2 separate regions of the Mus musculus genome follow, and region 1 is linked to region 2. The links are chromatin loops, found by intact Hi-C in ENCODE. Cell type or tissue: left cerebral cortex. All regions are shown on one strand. Links, peaks and the distances in the headings refer to the core of each region. The heading gives the core; the rest is flanking DNA.

Region 1 (8,008 bases), core at 1,568-6,567, 130 kb before region 2:
ATCCTAAGACAGCATGTCTATAAATTCTAACTGCCCAGGACACCAAAGTAGGATTACCAAATCAAGGCCAGCCTGGGCTGAGAATATAACTAACCCTATCGGAGGAGGAGGGGGAGGGGGAGGGGGAAGAGGAGGAGGAGGGGGAGGGGGAAGAGGAGGAGGAGGAAGAGGAAGAGGAAGAGGAGGAAGAGGAAGAGGAGGAAGAAGAGGGTATGGAGAAGGAGGAGAAAGAGAAGAAGGAAGAGGAAGGAGGAACAAGAGGAAGAAGAGGAGAAAGAGGAGAGAGGAGGAGAAGAAGGAAAAGAAGAGGAGAAGGAAGTGGAGGAGGAGCTAGTAAGACAACTGAGTGGGTAAGGAGCCACCAAGCCGGACAACACAAGTCAGTCCCTGGAACCAACATAGAAGCAAAGAAGTGATCCCTGTAAGCTGCTCCCTGCACAGCACACAGCACACACACACACACACACACACACACACACACACACACACACACACAGAGTTAGTGAAGGTATTCACAAAGGTCTATCCTGGGGAACACAGTGGATTGGGCAATGCCCGGGATTAGATTATCTCCCTTTCTGGATCACTAGGTTTTGCCCCTGTCCTGTGGATTACATACAGCTGTTCATATCCACCCCCAGCTCACTAAGAGAACTCAATAAGGGAAGAGACATGGAAGCCTTACCAAGCCTAATGCGCTTTTTAAAATGTCACTTCGGTAATTATCAGCATGGCAGTTAGTATAGCCTCCTCCACTCCAGTTCCCTGCAGCAAATAAAATGCCCTGAGGCTGAGACACGCAGAGAATCCTAAGGATGCAGAATGTATCACTAGGTAATTATAACATCACTGACATGTAAAAAATTCATCAAAAACATTAAATAGTAAAATTTCTCTTAAGTTATAAAGAAAGATTTAATCTCCACAAGCCAAGTGCCTGCCTCCAACTAAGCATTCAGATAAAGTATAGAAATGGACAGAGATAGAGATCAAAGGAATAGCTTAGAGAAGAGAAGCCCAGAACCAAGGAGAAAGGGCAAACACAAACAAATACACCCTTTGAAATCACAGATGGAAATCCGACTTCCTCTGGGCATCTTTGTTAAGAGAGCCCCCGCACATATTAGAAAAATAACTCTCACCCCCACAAACAAATCCAGATGTTCACGAATATTCATGACGTGCTTCCAATTTGGTCTGGACTTGTCCTTGATTTATTTTTGATTAAGTTCCTCTGGCTTCTGGCGGATCTCTGAGATAAATGGCGGGGCTGTGGCACAAATTTAGAGCATCTTCATATTTTAAGTAATTGCAGAAAGTCTCTCAAACTACCCCTTATAAATGAATAATTTATTCACAGGCTGTGGAATGCCAAGGATAGAATCCTGACTCTGAACTCTAATTTTACTGCTAAAGGTATTAAATTAAATCTCCACTTGTAATATAGGGCCTGACATTTAGGGACAGATCAAGGAGGCGGGGATGTTTCTTTGATGAGTGATGCAGGGCATAGTAAAGAAAAGGTAAGACTCGAGGGGTAAAGCTCTGTGAGGCGTTGGTAGGATGGGGGATGGAGTGTTGTCCCTGAAATACACCACATTAGCATATAGTTTCTTCTTACCAGATACCACATACATGGTTGAAAAGCAGACCCAACCAATGACACAAAACGAACTTCATCAACACTTCACTATCTTGCTTTCCTCTTCTTAAAGCTGGTTGTAGAGGTGCATGTCTCTAACCCCAGCATTCAGGACGCTCAAAACTTCAAAGGTAGCCTGCAAATACCAAGCCAGTCAAAGCTACGTAGAAAGACCCTGTCTCAAAAGGCCTAAGTGGATGAATGCATAAATAAATTCAAACCTTGAAACTTCCAAACTAAATGAAAAAGACCAACTGCAAATCAAAACACCCTGCCGAAATGGGTACAGTAATCTGAAAAGAGGTTTTCGAAACATGGCCAACCAAAAACCAAAGTATGTGCTAATGAGGCTAAGCAGTGTCTCACTGAAATAGCATTTGCAAGGGACATACAAGGCTTGAGGTTAAAACCCCACCCAGCATATAAATGATTAATAAATTAATGCATAGGTAGGTGTGTGTGTGTGTGTGTGTGTGTGTATGTGTGTGCGATTCAGACCTGGGACAAACAGTTGAGGTGCATATTTAACATACCAAAGTGGACCTGGCCTCCAGGTCCTCCCAGCATCCCTCAGTCCCTAGCTGGCACACAGGCAGGGCCTCTACCCTGAACTTTCCAGCCCAGGGGCTGGGCTTCCCCTCCACAAGAAGCTATTTTTCTGTGTAATCCAGACGTTTTGGGGCTTTCTCTCTCCCTGTGTGAGCTTTTCCTCTCTTTCTCTTCCCCCTCGACTCTGTCTCCCTGCCCACAGTGACTTCCCTGGCCTGGTTCCTTGGGACCAGTGAACCCACCTGAGAGTGGCTTCCCAATAAACCTGCCTTTATATATCCTAATCTGGCTTGAACTGGCTCATTTCATGAGTGGAGAATAATTTATCTTTTTTTTTTTTTCCTGCCAGAGCTGAGGGAGGACATCAGTCTAAAATGTGGATCTGTGGACCAAAGAAGTCGAGGACAGCTATGATATCCTCTGCAAAGCTCACAGCCCAGCCCCAGGTGACCAGCAAGCTAGATTCTCTATAGACCTGTCTGTGCCCCCACTCCAGATACTAACTTTCCCCATGCTCCAAGCGAGACCCTGGAAGAGAGGTGGGCTACTATCATGTCTATGCCATAGTTCTCACATCTGACCTCAGACTGTCTCATCAAATGGTCTCATCCAATGACATCACAGACATAGCTTGGAAACTCCTCCTTTTGACTGCCTAAACGCGCACACACACACACACACACACACATTCACCGCCGTGACAAATTATCTGAGAAAACAACTTTGAAAAAACAAGAAGAAAAGACAAATTTTGGCTCACAGTTTGAGAGGCCACGATGGCTCCACTCTCTACTGCTTCAGGACCTGCTATAAATGGTGAGCCTGCTCCACACTGCAGGGCACATGTGACAGGCATGATGACAGAAGGCAAAGAGCAGAACAAGGAAGGGAACAGCTTTTGCTCTTCTAAGCCACAAACCCCAGAAACCCACCTCCTCCAACAGGTCCCACCTCGAGTCGTCCCCCCCCCAAACCCCAAAAGTGTCTATAAATTATGACTTCATCAACTGGTCCCTTCCAAACGCCCCACCCCTTTACAGCCAAGCCAGTTAAGAAGAAGCCCTCGGGACCACACTCATTCCTTCAAATTGTGTTTCATTCCGAGACCAAACTACCTCTAGAGGGTTACAAATTAAACTTTTTTTTTTTAATAGCCTGTAATTAGCTCATTATTAGCACTGTAATCTTCCATGTTTTTTTAAAGTGTTTAATAAATGTAAACCTTTAGATCACACTACAATTTTGCCCAGTTGGTTTTAATAGTCCAGGGTTCCAAAAGAAACACTAGCCTGGCCTTTACTGGAAAGGACAGGCAATATCGCCACGTGCCTCCTGCCCCAGGGAAGTGAGTGCTCATTTATTTATCCACAGATCTTTCCCTTGAGTTTCTAGGCTTTTCTCTCCCCAGCTGATGTGAATTTTATTAGCATTCGGGAAGTCTCTCAGACCTACATAAGTAGAAACAACAAATTGTTCCCCTTTTGACATTTGTTCACACTTAAATATTTTTATTCTCTCTCTCTCTCTCTCTCTCTCTCTCTCTCTCTCTCTCTCTCTCTCTCTCTCCCTCTGTGTGTGTGTGTGTGTGTGTGTGTGTGTGTGTGTGTGTGTGTGCCGTGCACATGGGGAACGGGCAGAGTCTCAGGTAGCTAGTTTCCTATGTTGTTTATTTTTGAGGCAGGGTCTCTCACTGAACCTGAAGCTCACCGACTGGCTAGAGCAACTGGCTAGTGGGCTCCAGGGATGCACTTGTCTTCAACAACTGCCAGCATCAGGATTGTAGACAGACACAAAGCACAATTGCAGCTTTCACATGAACCCCGGGGGTCTGAACCGAGGCCATCCTGCTTGAGAGGCAGGCACAGTATAGGCTACTGAGTCATCTCCTCAGCCGGGTGTTTATATTTTAAACAGAAGACAGTTCAGGGCCTTCTGTTCTTGGTGTCTTTTATCAACTCAAACTAAAACCGGTCACTTCTGATCACTTGTGAGCAAAACGACGAGGCTGCTGAGGTATTTTTGAAAACTCTGCAGGCCTCACACCACACACAGGTGTCTGTGACTGCACAAGCAAAGACCACCAAGGAAAAGACAGAAGCCCGCAAATGCATTGTTGGAATGGCAAAGCCCTTCTCGTTAAAGCAGAGGTGCCGTAGGCCAAGATCAAACCCAGCACCAAGAGATCTGTTTACGGTGACATTCGTGCCGTGCAATGCACAAAAACTGCTGACAAAATTGGGACCTGCCATGGGAACACAAATGTGACTTTGTCTGAGAGGAGCCAGAGCAGGGGGCAGTGTTACCATCTGGCTTAAGATATAAATAATGCCTCAGTGTGTTTTGACATCGAGTGTGCGAATCCCCCAGCAGAACGGACTTCAGACTCCAGTCTCCGGCCCACGGATTCCGATTGCAATCTGCTAGTCAACAGTGGCCCAGAGCTAGGGAATAATGGAAGCTAACACAAGGCAAAACAACAAAACAAACGCCCTTCAGAGCAGCCAGCTTCAGAGGGCGGGGGCTCCAGAGGAGTCATTCAGGAGTGTGTAACAAGGTTGTCGGAGTTTTGTCTGATGAAAACCAGAACAGGAACAGTAAAGATTCAGAGGTCCCTCATTCTCAGTTCTGCAAGCCTTCCCTAGCGATACTGGGACCCTGCAGATTAACCTAGATGACTTCACTTTCTCTATACTTTCTAGAATATTCAGAAGCCACGGTGTGCAGAAACTATGCTTTCCACGGGCTTTGCTGTCTGTATAGAAGAACGATCAAAAACCATAACAAAAAGTCCCACAGAGGGGTCTGTGTGAAGCTATGCCAAACAAGAACAAGTTCATCCTTGTGAGCGCCCGACTTGCCAGCAAGAACGATGCCACAATAGGATCTGCACACGTTTAAGAGACCCCAAGCCCAGAACTGGTGCTGCTTATATAGGCCTAGGAGAGGTGTGTCTCACACCCGGATTGGTTATGCATGGGTTATGCTTACCACCTCATTTGCATGCCTACATCTGATTGGTTAACTTGTCTCTCATCTGATTGGTTAACTCTCAAAACCTCATCTCGGCAAAAAAACTTTACTGCCTATGTATGCGTGGTGGCCAACGGTAACCAGCACCACCCTGCAACGGGCACATGTGGCTTCCCACACATCCTGGCCCGGTTGGTCAATGGGGGTCAAAAGAGAAAAACGGTTGTTTTTCATTGCCTAACAGACAAATCAGAAGAGCATCTGCTCAATCTCTTTCTGTATTTGATAACCCAAGGTCCCACGAAGAGCATCACAACCCTGTCCCCATATCAGTCAGTCCTTGCTTTCCACTACCGGGAATATTCATGCTCTTCAATGGACTCTCAGCTTTTGGCCTTCACCCAAACTATGACCTTGACCTCTACCTCGGGTTATTTAACATTATGCTCACCTCCTATGTTTAAAAAAAAGAAGCCTCCCAAGTTCTTTGTACTTGGGAAGCCCAGGCGTCACTTCCACGCTGCTTCCAAACTTCCCTCCTGAGCCAGCGACCTCGTCTGCATTTCTGTCACCTCCAAACTGTCTGTTAGCGTCTCCTGTGCCTAGCACGCTCTGAGCTCTTATTTGGGTAGAGAGAATATCTTTACTTGGCATCTCTGGAAGCACTCAAATGCCAACCAAGTGTAGGCTCTATGCTCACTAAATATTTTCAATTGATTCCATACATAAACAATCTCAAAAATGGGAATCAGGATGTGTGTGTGTGTGTGTGTGTGTGTGTGTTCACTTAGAGAACTGAGTGTGGGCTTGCATTTTGCCTTAAAAGAGTCATACCAGCACTGTCAGAGGAGGGAGTAAAGACGAGATCAGTGTACAGGATGCTGGAAGGGCCAAGGATGGGTGTCATGCACAGGAAACTCATTGTCATTACTGTTTATGTGTGTTTGAAATTTCCCCCAAACAAAAAGCTAAAATCCCACATGATATTAATGAAGTGTCAATAATGGAAACTCTTCCCCACTCCTGCAGGCATGTTTGAACTTGGACGAGGAAGAAGGAAAAGAAACAAACAGTTCCAAGTCACTGAGGGTGACCTCCAGCTTGTTTCCCTTACTCCTCTTAACTAGGAGACAGCTATAGAGAGGGAATCTGAGGCTTGGTGATGAGAAAGTGAAGCAGACAGAATTTAAACCTGGGTTCAACTCCCCAGTCCTCCTGCCTCAACTTCCTAAGTGCTAGGACTACAGATGTATACCACCAGATTTGCTTTTATTGCTGTTATATTACTTAAGAGTTGTATTTGGGAAGATGATCTTACTACAACTTAACCTTAAAAAAAAAAAAATGAAATTATTCAACGCCAGAAATAGCAACTATAACCGAGAAGCATTCCACACATCGAGACCAGTGGCTCTGATGCTCCCCTGTACCAGTGCTCTATCATTACTTATGTTTCTACTCTCCAAAGATCTGGGGAAGTCTCTACCTGGCTCCTTTCTTGTGTACACACATCACCATGATAACAATCTGGCAGAATCTCCAGGCCAGGCTTTAGCTACCAACAAACACCATCAACTGCAGGTCAGCACAGGTGGAGACTCCTGTATCAGCTCTATACCCTATCAAGGACCACACAAACTTGTCTTCTGCAAAAATCCAAACTGTCTAAACCTCAAAGACACCAAGGAAGCTGATGCTGCCAGTAATAAGAGGCCGCTGCCACCACCGCCGATGCCGCCGATGCCACCGACGCCTCGAGCGTGTCCTTTTTCCTGGCCAGGGTGCCACTTTGACAGATGTCAGACTTAGCATCACTAGAGATGAGCCCATTATGGACTTGGAACGATGCTGCCACTTCTGATTGCATCTTCCCCCAGCCCAAAATAATCACATGGTGCTCAGGAGGTGCCAAATGTGTGGAAATATGGGCCTCTTCCCCACAGCTCACAAACACTAATGCCCTTATCCTCAGTAGAAGCCATGGCTGCTGTCCAAACACACTGTCCCTTTAAGGCCTATTTGGTACTAAGTAAAAAATGTTCCCCATCAATATGAGAATCAGAACTCCTGTGTGTACTGTGGAGGTCCTACCTGTCTGTACTCTCTGTTTCCTTCCTCACCACTGGCCCCAAGGACCTGCTACCAAATGTATTCTACTCGGGTCCTTGAGAAACGGCTTACCATCTAGTCCAGAAAGTTGATTCCACCATAATTATCAAAACCTTTTGTTTTTTTCAGGGCTAAGTCAATCATCTCTGTAGTGAAGTCATCCTTGTGGTTGGTTTGTCCTCCAGCTAACATGTAATTAGCTCTTAGGGACAATACAGGGTCCTCACCCCTGACTAAGAGAATGAAATATCAATATCTAAATACCTTTCTACGGGATATTTGTTCTCAATTCTCAAAAATTTACCCAAAAGATTTAGAATAAATTCATAATATGATTTAGCCTGTTACCCCAAACTCAATGTTAATTGTTTTAGTTTGATTTTTGATACAGGGGCTCAGGTACAGGATGGCCTCCAACTAGCTATGTGGTCAAGGGTGAGTTTGAACTCTTTATCCTCTTATTAAGGGTTAGTATTATAGGTCCACACACACCAAGGCAGCCAGCATATGTAGTCCTGGAACTAAACTCGGAGTTTCCTGCATGCCAGGCAAGCACTCCTATCAACTGATCTATATCCCCAGTCCACTGGAGCCATCTTCTAAGAGACTGCAACCCGTGACACACATCACCCCACTGTTGCTCCTGTGAAATGTCTTAGGCTCCTAGTCCATGATGACGCTTTTCCTGCTTTGGATGGGTTATTTTTTCCTTAAAGCTACCTCTCAGTTGGTTTTTCC
Region 2 (8,008 bases), core at 1,620-6,619:
ATAAGAACAGTCTCTGTGAAAATCATAACAAATAATGGGGCATGAGGGACAAATGACAGGGACTTGGGACAGATGCACCTTCACATTTTATTTTACCCCGAGAAAGACTGAGAACTAGAAATCAGAGTCCTTGTTGTTTGAAGAGAGCCTTTGAAATGGCTTGGGCATGAACATGTTCCCAGGCCAATTCTGTGCTCCCAAAACAGGGAGTCCAAAGACAATCAGACTCTCAGAGACTATGTTGCCAAGAAAAAAGTAAAACGGAACTCTGCCTTTTTGGCTTCCCCAAAGAGTGCTCCCTCCAGGTTCCCACCACACTGGAGAAGTCATTCACATATTTTCCCACCCTTTCTGCCCCCTCTGAATCATAAGGACTTGATTTCAGCCAGTTACTGACAAAAGAAAAATGGTCTCTTAAAACTGAGCCGAAGACTAGATTTAGGTAAAACAGAGAAGGCTAATAAAACCATCAGGATGTAAGCTCGTCCGAGTGCAAACATGGAACACAACTGAAGAAGACTGACAGTTAATAAAACCCAAATGCTGAGAGTGAAATGAAATGAGTGTGTTTTCTATAAGGAGAAGGCTTTGGGACATAAACCAAACTTGGTTCTGAGGAGATAGCTCAATTGATAACGTGCTTGTCTCTCAAACATGAAGATTTGAGCTTCACCCCCAGAATCCATGCAAAACAAAACAACACCAACAACAAAAAACAGCTGAGCGTGCACATTTGTAATCTAAGTGTTGGAGAGGTAACACGGGGGAATCCCTCAGGCTTAGCTGCTGGCTAGTCAGCTTAGTGGTATCTGCAAGCTCCAAGCTGAGTAACAAATTGTAACTCAGCTTGGTGGGTAGTATAATGAGGAACACTATTTGAGATTGATTTCTAGACCACAGACACATACTTGTACACACACATACACACACACACACACACACACACGCACACACACATGCACAAATGCACACACATGTACACAAAAATGCACACACATACATGCACATGCATATGTGCACATGCACTTACACACAAACGCACACAAGCATGTACACACACACACACACACACACCTGCACATAAAAATGTATACATAAAACATAGTTCCCAATCTATAAAGAAGAAAGAGAAAGAAAATTATTAGAAGGTTTAATGAAGTAGCCAGTCCATACAGAAGGAACTAATGTTCTTCATCTTCAACCAAATTCTCAGCTCATGAAAGTCATACCTAAATACATATTTGACTACTTATGTGCTGATAATGGAGAGAGAGTTGTTTCCAATCGATTATTATCTAGTGCACTGGTTCTCAACCTCCCTAATGTTGCAACTATTTAATACAGTTCCTTGTGTGGTGGTGTCCACCCCCCCCCAATCATTTTTTTGCTACTTCGTAACTGCAATTTTGCTACTGTAGTGAATCAAAATGTAAATATTTTTGGAGATAGAAGTTTGTTAGAGGGGTCATGATTCACATCCTGAGAACCACTGATTTACTGAAGTCCTTACAACAGTTGTAAATGGTAGGTACTGGACTTAGCCTGTGTACAGATGAAACTGAAGCACGGGGAGGCCAAATCAATATCTCAAGGCCAGAGACGTAAATCCCAGCTCTGTGGCTCCCAGAACTCCACTCTCTGAACCACAAGGCTTGCCTCCTTTATGAAGCTGTACAGTGCTATAGCTTATTGCCTCTATGGTGACTGAGAGGCATTCTAAACTTTCTGTTTAAATATTTATGCAGAATATAGATATGCACCCTGAGACTTTACAATGGGCATAGTCTCATAGCTTCCTCAGACATAACTCAAAGGGACTATAAATTTCAAGTTTTAGAAGTAGGGGGAGATGCCATTTGTCTGCATGTTTTCATCTCAAAGCATGTATGTTTAGGAAAGTTCTAGAAGTCCACCCTCATAAATTGGTGCTCACAGTACTTGTCCATGTCTGCTTGCTTGGAAGTGCTCAGACTGTGAGAGGGTTCCCTGTGGACATGATCCAGCTCTTCATCTAGGTTAAATGATTTGTTCAGTGTCTGACAAATGGCTAAAGGGATGGGTGGGATGACAGGCCTCAGTTCTCATTTCTGGGCTCTTCCGATTATTTTTCTGTCTTAAGGCCAGAGAGAGAGATAGCAATAATCTTTAATAGAGCGATAGAATTTCAAAGAACCCAGAATCTGACGGCTCTAATTCCAGGGGATATTTCTTTCCCTGAGATAGGCTTTAAATATTTTACAGACTTTCTTTTTTTTTTTTTTTTTTTTTTTTTTTTTTTTGAGCTTACCACAAATAGGTCTCTGGATGCTTTGAAATGTTTCATTTGTAAGAGAGAAAAAGAGATAAAAAAAACCTAACTAAAGAGACAGTGACGAGGAAGACAAAATGAGTCACGTGGGAGACGAAATCTGCCTTAGGAGTTTGCAACAGATAACTTTTTCTGACCTCAGCTGGAGGATACCTCCTCCAGCACAAAATTATTAGCTTTTCTTCCTCTTTAAAGAATGTCTCTTTCACTTACTAGCTCAGAGCAGATCAGGTGACAATAAAGGCAACTAGGGAGTTTAAATAATAATAAAAAATCTCTTTCCCCTCTTCTGGGTTGCAAAGCCTTCAGTTCTGAGTTGGCCAGTGCTGCAAGCTGCCTTGGTCCACAGAGGCCCCACACAGTGCATGTAGTGCACGGAGCCTGTCAGGCACCACAGCCCGGGTGTGGGAAAGTATGCCGAAAACTCAGGGAAGGCAGCCCACATGCTGAACACTTGATCTTCTTTGGCTGGGGAGCCAGCTACAAGATCCTGGGTTCCATCACTGAAATTTATTAATGTAAGGGGAAAATAATGACTTAATTGTAAGCTGGTGATCTCATCCCAATACCATGTTTTAATCGTTTCTAAAGAAAGCTGCCTTTTTTCTGTCCCTGCCAACTTGCAAATGAAACAGATGACATTGGAACATGATTATATTCATTAGCAATTATTCCACGAAAACAAGGAGGAGTTGACGTTACCCTTCACATAACCCAGATAACCAAAGCTGCAGTGCAATCTTGGGCCAAATGTCAACTTATGTTATACTGTGTGGGGAGCACGGCCAGCTCTGGCTATGTGTGTCGGAGTGCTCCCCCCCTTCAGTGAAACCCTGGTTCATCCTCAGAGACTGAAAAATGCACACAATAAAGGTACCTTGGCTTTGAGTCACAGAAATTCTGTTAGAACCTTTGAAGGATATTTCTCTGGTTCAACTCTGAAATTCTCAACTGCTTGAGAAACTAGGTCATGCAGAGGCAGTCTGAGGGCCAGTGCATGAGCACTGGTTAGGAGCCGACACCTGTTGCCTCCTATCTGGGGTGTGTATGAGCACTCGTGTGAGACTCAAGGCATGGAAGTATGTGCTGGATATCAAGATGCTCCCTAGGTATCTTGTCTGGGCAGAAGTATTAATGAAGGTTGGTTTTTGCAATTAGGATGAAGTATAAAAAAAGCACTCAGAGTAATAACATTTGTGTGTGTGTATATGGGCTGTGCTTGTGTATGTATGTATACGAGTGTGTGTGTGTGTGTGTGTGTGTGAGGCTGTTTGTGAATACATGTTGAATTCATCACTTTTCTATTTCTGTAATGTACCATGTCTAAGGCTACACAAGAAGAAGGGTTTCTTTGGGTTTCCAAAAGATCACTGTCCATCACTGTGGTAGGTGGGAAGTGTGGCAGGCAAATATTGAAACTGGAGGAGCAAGCTGAGAGCACACATCTTGAGCAGCAGGCATCAGAAGCAGAGAGCTTAGTGGGAGTAGCACATGGCTCTTGAAACCTCAAAGCCTAACCACAATGACATATGTCCTTCAACAAGACTATAGGTCCTAAACCTACTCCAATAGCACCACCAACTGGAGACGGAGTATTCAAATGCCCAAGACTTTGGTGTGTGTGTGTGGGGTATGTCATTTAAACCTCTCTCTCTCTCTCTCTCTCTCTCTCTCTTTCTCTCTCTCTCTCTGTGTGTGTGTGTGTGTGTGTGTGTGTGTGTGTGTGTGTGTGTGTGTGTTCATTTCATGTGGAGGCCAGAGGACAACTTTAGGAAATGTTCCTCAATACTATCTACCTGGTTGTTTCTCACTAGCTAGAAGCTGCCAACTCATGGCAGAACGAACACTGGACTGAATCCATGTGAGAGAGCCAGTTTTCACTGCTACTCCCTCTGGCAAGACCTAGAAAGCTATGCTACAGTGAAAGTGTCTTGGGATAATATACTCCTGGCAGGACCACACTGGGGATGCTACCATTTGCTTTAGGAAATGCCAACACACCCAGTTCTTTAACTCTCACGGCTCCCTAGAGAGGAAACCTACACTTTTTGCTTAGGATTGGCAAGTCCAAGGCTTGATGCAAAGCTCACTTAATCAGGTCCTGATGATAAGAGCTGCCACAAGCACAAATTATTGTCCTCATTCCAACTCAGGTTGGAATAGAATTGACATTAATGAACTTTATTAAAAGGTGGGAACCTTAACAATGGATAATGGGCTTTCGTGGATATTATCAAAGCATGCTGATATAATGTTATGACACTGTTAAAGAAAGGTGAGTTCGGTCCAATGTGTTCCTCTCTCCCGTCCTTCCTGCCTTCTGAAGGGTGAGGATCCAGGCTTTGTTCCTGCTGGAGGATGTGAAAAGCACCAAGTTGGAGGGAAAGAACAGATTCTCTAGACACAAACCTTATGGCAGACTCCTCAGCCCCAAGAACTATAAGCCAATCAGCTTACATCCTTTAAAAGTTATGAGATCTGTGATTCTGCCTTTTAGCAGCTCACAATAGACTGAGACACATGCATGCGTAAGTCTTATGTCCCTAGTTGAAGCAGCCACATGGCATGACAAACTCATAGGCCAGTCAACTACTTGGCAACTGCAGATTTGTAGCTTTTGTCTCTGCTTCCACCTGACCACGATCCTCTCCGGCTTCCTGTAATCTGCCTACTGATTTGGTTATAGAATGACAATATTTCCCAGAGTGAATGTAAAAATATTTTTGATCAGACTTATTGACTTCTTGCTACCACTCTGGTATGTAGGCAGAGTTCACAATGGAGGTATGGTAGTTGCTCTCTTCAGCCATGGCAAGGTTTCTGACATACATGACTTGGAGGAAATAGTCGTTTCGGCTTATGGTCTCAGAGGTTTCAGTCCATGGTGGGCTGGCTCCATTGTGGTGGGCATTTGGCGAGGCAGAGCATCCATCCCAGCAAGAATGTAGGGATAAGCTCTCCTGCACTGTGTGACAGCATCACCTGTCAATTAACAGCCAAGGGCAGGAAGTAAAAGGCAGAACTTCCATGCATAGAGAGAGAGGGTCTCAGGTGGGGACCAGGAGAGTCACCACTGGCACATAGATGAAGAAGGATGCCCAGGAAGAGACGAAGATGGCAGGCAACGGGCCGTGTGTGTGGAAAGTAGGCCAGACCAGCATTGTTGGGTGAGAATAGCTGAATATTTACCCAGCTGCAGTGCCTGAAGATTTTAATAAATATAAATGTTTCTGTGTCATTATTCAGAACAAGGGTGGGCATGGAAAAGCCCCTACTTTTACACAAAAAGAGAATGTGGACTAAAGTTGTTCGCCTTATGGCAGCCAGGAAGCAGAGAGACAGAATGACGGGGCAGGGTAAGGGAAACAGGAAAGAAGGGAGAGAGGGAGGAGGATGAGAGACAGAGACAGAGACAGAGGCAGGAAAGGAGCAAGAAAGAAACGTGGAACTTCAGACAGGTATACCATCCAAAGGTCTGCTTCTGCTAATCAGACCCTGCTTGCCAATAGTTTGTTCATCTAAGGTGTTCTCAGGGAAAATCTATTGGTTGGTTAGTGTTCTCATGATCAATACACCGCTTGCTAGTATCACCAGTTGGGAGACCATGCCTTCAACCATGATTCCTTGGGAGACATTTTAGAGACAAACTACAACAAGAAAATGTGTAGAGTTGTGATAAGGGGGTGGAGTGGATGTGTTAAACAAATAATTTATTGAGGATCCACTGTATGTCTGGGATACTTTTCTTGTTTTGAAAATACACCAAGCAAAACTTCCAAACATCCCTTCTCTTACAGACTTCTTCCTGTATTAGGAATGGGGTGGGTACGATACAATGACCCAAATCATTGGAAACTTTCGTATGATCTTTGATCGGCAACAAGTACTGTAGGGTAACAACAGATAGAAACAAGGAATGTGGAGTTTTGAGATGGGAAGATGATGAGTAAAACTCCAAAAGAGGCCATAAGGTGAAGCTCAGTGAAACATGAAATATTCGAACAAAACCTGAAGAAATTAGAGTAGGCAGAAGCCACCTAGGGTAGAACATTCTAGGCATGGAGTCAAGCACAGCTCTGAGCTCCAGTCACCTTGGCACCCCATTTTATCACATACCGTTCTCATAGTAGGTTACTAACAGCATCCACTGGAATTGTGCTGTGAGCTGTGTGTAGGGGAAGACATGACCAACTTGTCACAAGACAGGGACATTCTAGGAGCCACAAGGAGGCTATAGAGAGTCTGAAGTAGAGGGGCAGGCATGACAGGTTCCTTCTACTAGCTACATATGAGGAATACCAGCTAGTACCACTGCTGTCTTTACTCATAAAAACATGCTCTAAAATGAATGTACTGAGTCTGTCCTCTTCAGATGTAATTCTTAACGACTGAGCTTCGTGAAGAACGGAAACAAGCCATATGTCTTTGCATAGCAAGTTTTCAGCCCTTTCACTCCCATTGGATTAAAAATGTTTACCCTAACCCATATCTTTTAGAATGTGAATTGGCCCTGTGATCAGCAAATGGTGTATTTTGTTTTAGAGGATAAGAACAGAAATGGATGATTGAAATTCCTAATAAATCATGGATTTACATGCTAAGGGCCTAGTTGTTATTTCCACACCCTAAGCAGAACTCACAGACTGCATTTGGTATACGATAACAAGTAATTTAGTGTGTGTTAATATGTATCAAAACCACATAGAGTGATTGAGATGTATGACGGAACAAACGATAATATTACCTGAAAATTGCATTGAAATATCAAGTTATAAGTGTTGACTTTTGCTCTTGCTGGGTCGTCTCCAGAGTAGCTATGCACCAGTAACCCTCTACCTGATTTTATGTTGTCCTCATTTGAATTGTGTGAAAACGCAGACAAGAACTTTGTTCAGCAAGCTAATTGGCCAGAGACCCCTGTTCTTGAATTGTTCTTTTAGAGCAAACATGTATCATTGGCTCATGGGCTTTCTGTGTGTGGATTCTACTGCTTACACCCAGTTCCTATAGCTGGACCACCAGTGCAGAGGAGGAGGGCATGGGGCATGCCTATTCTAGAACTCAGCAGCAGAGCCTGATTTCCTTATGAACTGACCCTTGAAGGAGGTTGGTCAGGTGCTGCTTGTATTCAAATGCTAAATTTTGTACCCAAGACCTGGTTGCTCCATGGTGAGGAGATCGCCATGTAGACCTCCATCTTTGTTGTATAAAACTTGCCCTTCAAGTTATTCCTCATTGGTTAATAAAGATGTCTATAGCCTGGGCTGGGCAGAACACAGGGGGAAGAGCCAAGTTCTCAGGCTTGGGGTCTGAGGCAAGCAGGGACCAGGAGAAGGGAAGAGAGGACACTGAAAGAAGAAGCCACCATGGATTGAGAGTACGTGGCCATGAAGGCCCAGCCTGTGGGAACAGGAGCTGCCCATATGGGACAGGGCAAATGATATTTCTGGGTTATCCACAAGGAAGTAGACGAAACTTCAAGAGGGTGGATATCTGCTCAGCTCTACTGCTTTTAAGGCTTATTATAAATATAAAGGGACATGTCTTTTATTTGGGAACTAAATGATCTAAGGTGGGGTAGAACCCCCTCAAATAATATTTACTGCAACGGATCCTGGTTGCTCCATATTTCAAACTGGCTTTTCTCTGTGTTTTACAAGAATTAAATAAAAAGTGTAAATTCTGCATCTTGCTCTGGTC

What was found. Peaks named below come from ENCODE experiments on the same cell type or tissue, not always from the same donor. Only the 100,000 strongest peaks of a DNase experiment are listed, where the experiment ranks them.
Region 1: it touches region 2 in a loop (2.0-fold over the local background); 3 of 42 quality-filtered maps call a loop at or near these places.

The regions. Positions count from the first base shown.
Region 1 is chr10:8,839,393-8,847,400 of GRCm38, forward strand. All of the region lies in intron 2 of Sash1 (SAM and SH3 domain containing 1), which reads right to left. Among named protein-coding and RNA genes, the nearest start is that of Gm25410, 19 kb to the left of the region's middle. In left cerebral cortex, for the core only: no CTCF peak of the experiment used is centred there; a DNase peak (open chromatin) is centred at 4,545.
Region 2 is chr10:8,970,292-8,978,299 of GRCm38, forward strand. No RefSeq gene overlaps it. Among named protein-coding and RNA genes, the nearest start is that of Gm51794, 34 kb to the right of the region's middle. In left cerebral cortex, for the core only: a CTCF peak has its summit at 3,879; DNase peaks (open chromatin) are centred at 2,683, 3,866 and 4,190; H3K27ac peaks cover 343 bases.